2 separate regions of the Mus musculus genome follow, and region 1 is linked to region 2. Evidence: chromatin loops called from intact Hi-C (ENCODE). Cell type or tissue: gastrocnemius. All regions are shown on one strand. Each heading gives the region's core, and the rest is flanking DNA. Links, peaks and the distances in the headings are about the cores only.

What was found. Hi-C counts contacts between places; a loop is a spot of excess contacts. Peaks named below come from ENCODE experiments on the same cell type or tissue, not always from the same donor. Only the 100,000 strongest peaks of a DNase experiment are listed, where the experiment ranks them.
Region 1: a loop joins it to region 2, with 3.0 times the contacts of the local background. A loop is called at or near these places in 8 of 42 quality-filtered maps.

The regions. Positions count from the first base shown.
Region 1 is chr4:82,587,554-82,591,675 of GRCm38, forward strand. It overlaps Gm11267 (a long non-coding RNA gene), which reads right to left and starts at 711. Exons shown (of 2, transcript XR_003955228.1): 1 at 1-711. In gastrocnemius, for the core only: a CTCF peak has its summit at 2,155 (motif pointing left); DNase peaks (open chromatin) are centred at 1,405, 2,166 and 2,756; H3K4me3 peaks cover 182 bases; H3K27ac peaks cover 1,054 bases.
Region 2 is chr4:82,503,881-82,508,002 of GRCm38, forward strand. Nfib (nuclear factor I/B) reads right to left here and starts at 1,899. Exons shown (of 12, transcript NM_001113209.2): 1 at 851-1,899. The coding sequence starts at 880. It overlaps Gm11266 (predicted gene 11266), which reads left to right and starts at 4,109. Exons shown (of 2, transcript NR_137202.1): 1 at 4,109-4,122. In gastrocnemius, for the core only: a CTCF peak has its summit at 2,375; DNase peaks (open chromatin) are centred at 1,551, 1,989, 2,628 and 3,348; H3K4me3 peaks cover 2,500 bases; H3K27ac peaks cover 2,500 bases.

The sequences.
Region 1 (4,122 bases), core at 1,008-3,507, 84 kb after region 2:
TTCTTTTCTTGTCTCAAATAGATCTATAAGACTCGTGTGGGCTCCGGGTTAGGTAGCTTCAAACCGCTCTAGGTCGTGCTCTCCAGTAACTCCCTCAGCAAATTCAGCTGTGTAGCCATGACAGGCAGAGGGTCGGACAGCTTGCGAAAGACCTGTGGGGTTTCACAGTGCAAGGCCCGTGTTAGAGACAAAATAGAGCATGAACAAAGGGTTCCGGTGCAGCGGAGGAGTTTCCTCCACTAACAGAACAGTCATGAATCTTCTCCATGGCCACCGGCTCACCAGGGACGCTCCCCAGGTCTTCAGAGAAGGGTTTAGTCACCTTTACCTTCAGTATCTGAGGTGGTGGCCTCTAACCCATACCCCGGAAGTATGGATAGAGAAGGGCGGTAAGCGCAAAGTGATGGGGGATTTGTAGGCATGAATTCTCACAGAGAGAAAGGCATGTGCAATTTTAAAAATATTGACTGCATGACAAAATGGTTTTGGGAAATATATTATTGGAATTAATTTCACTTTTTGGAGTGTGGATGATAGAACTTTAGCATGGGCACCTGGTTATTAAGGCTCACATTATATGATTTCACTGAAAAGCAGCCATCTAGAATGCTGGAGAGTGAACCAGGAAATGATTTTACAGGCCAGGATAATAAATCTTTACAAAGCACATTTGCTTTGCTTTTAATTTTGCAATCGACACTAACAGAGAAATCCTAAATGTAATTTAAGAAGATATTCCATATATATATATATATATATATATATATATATTTGTGTGTGTGTGTGTGTGTTTATGGAGAGAGAGAGAAAGAGAGAGAGAATGAACTGTTTTTGTCAGCTGTCAACACATTTGGTCTCTTTACTAATAAAAAAGGCAAAGAATTTTGAAGTAATTAAAATAACAACTTGAAATACAAATTTTCAAATAACTTTGATATTTAATATTAAAAGAATTATAAACAATGATTTATTTCCTCACTGTGCCTTCAAAAGTGTATTAAAATCAGTTCACTTAGATTAGATTTTTATGTAACTCACAAGTTACATTCAAGTGAAGTAAAAGCAACATTATATGTTTGCTTACCAGAGGGATTGCCCTGAAAAGGCACCGAGTGTTACAATCTTTAGTGGGATTTTTAAAATTACCTCTATATTACAGGTTGTATTGCTATTCTTAATAAATCAAGAAATTCTTGTTGGTTAAGCTAATCAACTCGGTAAATAAACATTTACCCTGTAACGTAAGTGACATAATATTGCCTGGTGTTCTTTTGTGTCTGGCCTCTTTGCAGTGTTTCAGTTCTCTTGTCTTGTGTATGGAATCTAAGACAGTTGACTTCGGCACACACAGCAGCTAATCAGTCCTTACAAACAATGCCTTGTCCAGAGAGCAGCACACACACACAGACACACACACAGACACACAGACACACAGACACACACACTCACACACACACACACACACATCTTCCTTCACAAACTCATCTCCAAGTTCAAAGTTGCAATCGAAAGTGTGCCGTGACAGTAAGCAGCATCTTGGAGATAGAATATACTGTAAAATTGTGTTATGTATGTTGTTTCCTTAAAGTAGTTCCATTTGTACTGCTGACTAACGACTTAATTCGTCCACATAACATGCAAGATGTTTTTGTTCAGGATAAGATACATGCTCAACAAATGTACAGAAAAAAAATGTACAGAAAAAATATATGCATTTTTGCTGGTGGGCTTGTAAACCTTAGTCTGTTCACACTGATATTTTTAAAATGAAACTGAGGTTACAAGCTATGTGTGTTCTTCAGATTGATTGATTATTTATTCATTTTAGTCATTTATTTTGACCTGGGTTTGGATTTTTGAGGCAGCAGGTCTGTTCAAAGTGTCCTATGCACACTCAGTAACAAGCAGCTCACAACTGTAACTTGGGTTAAGCTACCAGCTACGAATAAAAGTCACTAGGAGACACACCAAGGCAAACCTAAAGCAAACAGCCTGCTTATCACATAATGACTACCGAATAAGGCAAATATTAGCAAAGCAAAGCAAGCCAGGGGCCCTCCACCTCAGGAAGAAGAAATAAGACAGAGACAGCAAACCAGCTGGAGCGGTACTGATTCAAACCTGAGGAAAAGTGGGTCAGGACTGACATCTGCTGGTCTGGTTAATGAGATGTTGCCCATTGAAACCAGATCCTGGGAGAGCAAATCACTGATGCTCTCTCTGTGACTGGAGTTAGGAGGAGGCACAGGCTTGGCAGAAGCCTCTCTAGGAAGCCATCTGCAAAGAGGCCAACCTTCAACCGAAGCCTCACTTCCTTTCTCTCCAATGTTTTGCCCTGGTAACCAGGAATGCTTTCCTAAGCTCCTCTAAGCAAGGAGAGAATGTTGTGCGGGTGGATTCCACTGAGAGGACCAATCTTCCAAAAGCAAGTGGTCAACTGGGTGCTAAGACATTTGAACAGGAATTCCAAGGTTTTATCAGAAGAGTCACTGGATCAAATTAATTCAAAAGGGTAATTTCTAGTCAAAATTCTGTTGTTATCAACTTGGAGGACATTCAGTTGTAGGATATAATAAATTAATTAGCTTTGATTTCTACCCATCTCTCTTCCACCAGCACCATTTTGCAACAGGGTCTTGTCTTGCTGCACAGACCCTGGATTTGTGACATTGTATCCTCGTGAGGCCTTGTTTCCATTCTCTGGCTTTTTTTTTTTTTGAGAAGGTGGGGCCAGGCTGGCTGTTCTCGAATGCACAGAGACGTGCCTGCCTTTGCCTCCCTGAGTCCTGGTATTAAAGACATGTGCCTCCGCATCTAGCCTCGATTCTCTGGCATCCTACTCTTCTGCCTTTACCAAGACCGGTGTCCTAACTGACTTGGTAGCTACAAGATTCTTGGGATGGTTATCTATCTTTCTCAAGCCACCTTCTCATTTCCTAGGACAGTTTTCACTCTATAAGTAGACACTTAATAAATATCTTCTGGCTCACTTTGATAATTCTGTATTTTTTTTGTTACTTTATTTATTTACATGTCAAATGTTGTCCTCCTTCCCGGTCTCCCCTCTGCAAACCCCCCACCACATCCCCCCTCCTCCCCTTTGCCTCTTAAGAGGGTGCTCCTCCACTCACCCTCCCACCCACTCCCGCCTCATCCCTCTAGCATCACCCTACGCTGGGGCATCAAGCCTCCACAGGACTAAGACCCTCCCTTTCCTTGATGCCAGATAAGGCAATCCTCTGCTATATATGGAGCTGCAGCCACAGACTTCAGTATACCCAGCCATGTATACTTTTTGGTTGGTGGTTTAGTCCCTGGGAGCTCTGGGGTGGGGGTCTGGTTAGTTGATATTGTTGTTCTTCCTATGGGGTCAAGATGCCCTTGGTAGTTCTGTATTCTATATCCCCTTGGTTGTTCTTAGGAATGGGACTTCCCCACGGCAGATCTGAACAGAACCCAGAAATACTGGTTTGCATTGACAAGAAATAATTTGAGCATTCCAGAAGTGTTCAGTATCATATCATTTTAATTATCTAGGGAAGATGACATTTTAAGGTTTGTAATGAGAGTATTAGGTCATGGATCATAGAAATTCTTTTCCAGAAAAATCTTTCGTAGTCTTTACCCATTGATAAGAGTGAACAGGTGGACCAGAGAACTTTTCTCCCACCCTCTGGCTACAATGAATTCCAAAGTGCTGTCAAAACTGTCTATTGAGGCTGGCGGGATGGCTCAGTGAGCAAGGACAGTGGCTGCAGCTGCACAGGCATGGCAGCCTGGGGCTCAGACACTAGTCCCTACATACAAAGACAGGTGTGGCTGTCTGCACCTGGAACCCAGTGCGGTCAGGGGCAGAGAAGGAAGGCTCATTGGTACTTACTGTCTACCAGCCTAGTTCCAGGTTCAATGAAAGACCCTATATCAAGCAAGTATGACAGTGAATAACAGAGATGACAGTTGATGGCTTTGGCTTCTCACATAGAAGGTCTCTCTCTCTCTCTCTCTCTCTCTCTCTCACACACACACACACACACACACACACACACACACACTGCAGATCATTGCTGTTTCTCTCAAGTATGTGTATGTACATATGCATGTGCCATTGGACATAGCCTTAAA
Region 2 (4,122 bases), core at 984-3,483:
GACCACTTCTTCATTTTACCATCTGACTGAAGGGATAGAAACTAGTTTGGGTTTTTAGGTATAAAGACAGTGTTTTACCTCCTAACGTTGTTCCTTAAGGCAAATTTCCAAGTTAAAAAAAAAAATCTCACTTTTCTGATACTACTTTATGCCTTGCGAGCGATGTTCAAATATCATCAAATGAACAAGTCTCACTTTTAAAACAAACGTGTCCTAAAAGTCCTAAAAATTCACCACAAACACTTCAACTTCTTGTCAGCGTAAAAGATCGCCTCTGAAGTGAGGTCTTTAAAAACCCGAAATGTGGGTCACTGTAGAACAGGACTTTAGGCACCCCAAAACGCAAAGTAATAAGTCCTCTGGACCACCACCTAGACTGGCGGCGTCACCCGCCCACTGTGGGCAGCAGAGTCCAAAGGCGCTCAAGCCTAGTTCTCAGCCCCTTGCCCAAGAGTCCATCTACAGACGCTCCCAAGCCGGAGTCCGCCCCACGCGCACCGGCCAGGGAGTGAGGGTGCCGCCGCGGCCACCACCGCCGCCGCTGCCTTCGCCGCAATCTCCTTAGGGGCGGACAGGGGCTCACGGCCGCAGGTCTCGGCCCTGCCCACCCCCAGCAGCCTCGCCCGCCCGGTGCCGGCTCTCCCCGCTCGGGCGCTGGGATGGGCGCACACGGCAGCCGTGGTCCCACGCCGCCCGCACAGCCCACCGCAACTCCGCACTACTTCTCGGGGAAGACCAGGGTGTGCCAAGGTTAGGCAAAGCCTTTGAGGGTCTGCAGCACAAGAGCAAGAAGACACAACAAAGGCGTCTGGGGCCAGAGAAAGCTCGAGAAAGCGACCAAGATAAGTACCTGAGTGAGACAGATGGGAGAATACATCATGACTTCGCCTTAAAACGCACTTTCCCGGAGATGCCCAAGAAAATCTTCCAGAAGCAAGGATTTCATCTATTCATTTTACAGTCATCTGAGCCCAGCGATGCGATCAATCAGGACGGGGCACTGCGCCGGTTCACCGCAACTTCGCAACAAACCCAGTCCTCCTTAAATAGCCAAAGATTCAAGTTCACTCGGCGAGCTAGATTTCCCGGGGTGAAATCCAATCTACACTTTTAACCCTCTTGCGGTTCGCGCGCGCCGGCCGAGCTCTCCGAGGCTGCCGCCGCTGGTGCAGGCTGCTGGTCGCCTGGTTTAGGGGATTTGTTTTCTGTTTTGCAGTTGTTGTTGTTGTTGTTTGTTGTTGGGGGTTGGGGTGCGCGAGGGTTCGGTGTGGGTTGGATTGGGGTGATGGTGGGTGGTGAAATGTTTTTTTTAAAAAAAGGCGGGGAGGGGGGCGCAGGAGGCCAGGCGGTGGGGAAAGCGAGGAGAATGTGTCACCGCGCTGGTAAAGTTCAAGGTTACCGCCGCCAACACTGCAGCAGGATCCGGGAGTGGCGATCGCAGGCGAAACTTTGCTGCGAGCCGACCACGTGTGTGCGCGAGGGGGAGCGCAAGCGAGTGCGCGCGGGTGGCGGGGCGCGCGCAGGAGAGGGCCGGGTGGGGGTGGGGGTGGGGGGGAGCAGGGAGAGGCCGGGGTGAGGGAGGGGGCGCAGGCGCGGAGCTCCCGGGCGGAAAAGCCTTTGCTGCGCTCCTGCCCCGCCGCACCGCCGCCCGCCCGCTTCGCCCCGGGTCTGACCCGCCGCGCGTGGACTCCGCTGCCGGTGCCGCTGGCCACAGCCCACGGAAAGGATCGGAAGGACCTCCTGAAAAAAATCCCAAACGATCGATCCCGCTTGGCTGCAAACTCCTCTTTTCTGTCCTGGGCTCTATTCCCCCTCCCTCTCTCGCTTTCTTTCCTTGAAAAACTTGCAAGTTGAAAGATTCACCGGTTCCACCCTCTGGACCCCGCTCGAGCTCTCTCCAAATCAGACTTAAGGATTGTTTTATTATTTAATTACACAATCACCGCTTTACTCCTCCTCCTCCTGCAAACGCGCGTTCCTTTTGCACCAGCCTCTCCACACCCCCCGCCCCCCACCTTCCTCCTCCTCCCGCGCGCCTCCCCCAGCCCTCGCGTCTCTCCCCCTCATTTGTTAAAGGTATCAGACCGGTGCCACAGTATTGGGACTTTTCTTTTCTTTTCTTTTCTTTTTTCTTTTTTCAAAAATAGCTCTTCTCTCTGCCACTCTTCGTTTACCCCCGAAAACCCGCCCAGGGAGAGGTTATTTCACTGCTCGCTGCAGACGCTCAAGACGCGAGAACATCCTAAGGGGAGAAGCCCTGAACCGGCCTGGGCCCAAGAAAGAAACGAATGGAAAATTCCCTCACACCCAGGCCGCCCCGAGCCGGGGCTAGGGCGCCGACTCTAGCACCCCAGGCGGCTGGAGGGAGAGGGAGGGTGGAGGCGGGGGCCAGAGTGAACTTGGCCTCCTGGAGTTGCAGCGGACGGGCGCGGAGCCCGGGGCGCGGCGGGCAGCCCAGCCCGGAGCTCGCACTGGCGATCGGAGAGGGGCGCCGGGGTCCCCAGGGTCCCCCGAGCCTCGCCGCAGCGGCCCGCCCTCCCCCGGCGCCCGGTGCACGTGGCCGCGCTCGGAGCGGGAAGGCCGCGCCACCGCTCGCCCCTCCTCTCCTCCTCCTCCTGCCGCGCTGGCCGCGTCCCAATCCCCACCCCCAGAGCCCGGGGCGCCGGCGGAAAGCGGCTCCCTTCCCGCGGGGGTGCGGGCAGGGCGGGGCCGCGGCGCGCCCGAGGCTGCGGGGCGGGAGCGCGCGGGGTGCGTGTGCGGCTGCGGGTCTCCCCGGCGGCTCCCGCCGGCTCCCCGCCCCGCCCCCCGCCGAGTGAATGAACTTGATTCCCGGGACCCTGGAGGCGACCGGCCAGCACCCCCTTTCGCGCGGGCACTCTCTCCCACACACACCGCCCCCCAAATTCCGGGTTTCCGCTAGGGGTGGGTGGGGAAATGGAGGAATCAAAGGCTGCCCCAGACAATGGAGAAAGAAAAGTGAGCGCCCGGGGCTCCATGTCGCCCTAGCTTGGGGCCGCCGAGCGTTTCCAGGCCCCCCGCGGCCTCCCGCTCCCACCCCGCGTCCTGGACTTTCCCCCCCTCAACTTTCTCCAGTCCTCGCACTCCTGACCACCGTGCCCTCCCCCAGCGGACCTGAAAGAACCAGTGACTTTTTCCTTCCCCAAGTGGAAGTTACCCACATCAAGCATTTCACAACGACACATCAAGAAAAGTAGGCAGGTTCAAGTCAACCATGAAATGGTCACTTTTTAACCCCGTCCTGTCCTCATTAGGGAAATGCTCAAACACAGTCCGTTTTCAAAAAGCGCTCTTAATGAGGCGAGCTTGCCAAGTCTACCAGCTGCAGCCCCTGTAAACCAAGAGCCTGGTGAAGAAAGGCGCAGGGGGTGGGGAGGCGGGGAGGGCGGCGGGTCTAGGAGGACAGGTAAAGTCGGGGGAAACTGTGAGAACCGGGGCGAGTTAACCCTTTAGGGCACGCGCCACGGGGAGCGGCCTCCGTGCCCCCGCTAGGCAAATCCTCTAGTTAGCGTTCTGACAACGTTAATTTCTTTTGTACTGGTCATTTCTTCTTCTTGAAAAGCTGGGACAAAGTTGACAGTCTTTATAGATGAAAGGAGGTGACAGTCGGGGTTAATCCAAATAAATACTCACTTCTCTCATAAATTTTAGGCAACCTCATCTTAACTTTTAAAAGAAAGACGGGACGGGAAGAGGGGGGGAATAAAAACGAACAATCCCAAAGCATCACTTTGTAGTGAGCTGCATCCCTTTTCTCACCCTCCCCAGAATCTGCGGGAGGGGGCGGGGACGCTCCACTGATAATACCAGCTTTAACTACTGGAGTTTCCCTTTGAACAAATATTCAATTTAACTGGAGTTAATTTACCATAAAAGACATTCCCCTTGGCGCGAATGCACTCATGTCCTTGAACACACCTCTTTGAATGCCTGGACTCTTACAGAAGCCATTATTTCGGGGTCTCTTTAAAAATCCAGCGCCCATCTCTCTGCTTCCCTCCCTTCCTCCCTCCCTCCCTCCTCACTACACCACCCCCAGCGAAATCCTGGCACCCAGAGAGCACTCTTTTTCAGCCAGAGCCCAGAAACAGCCGTTGTCCCCTG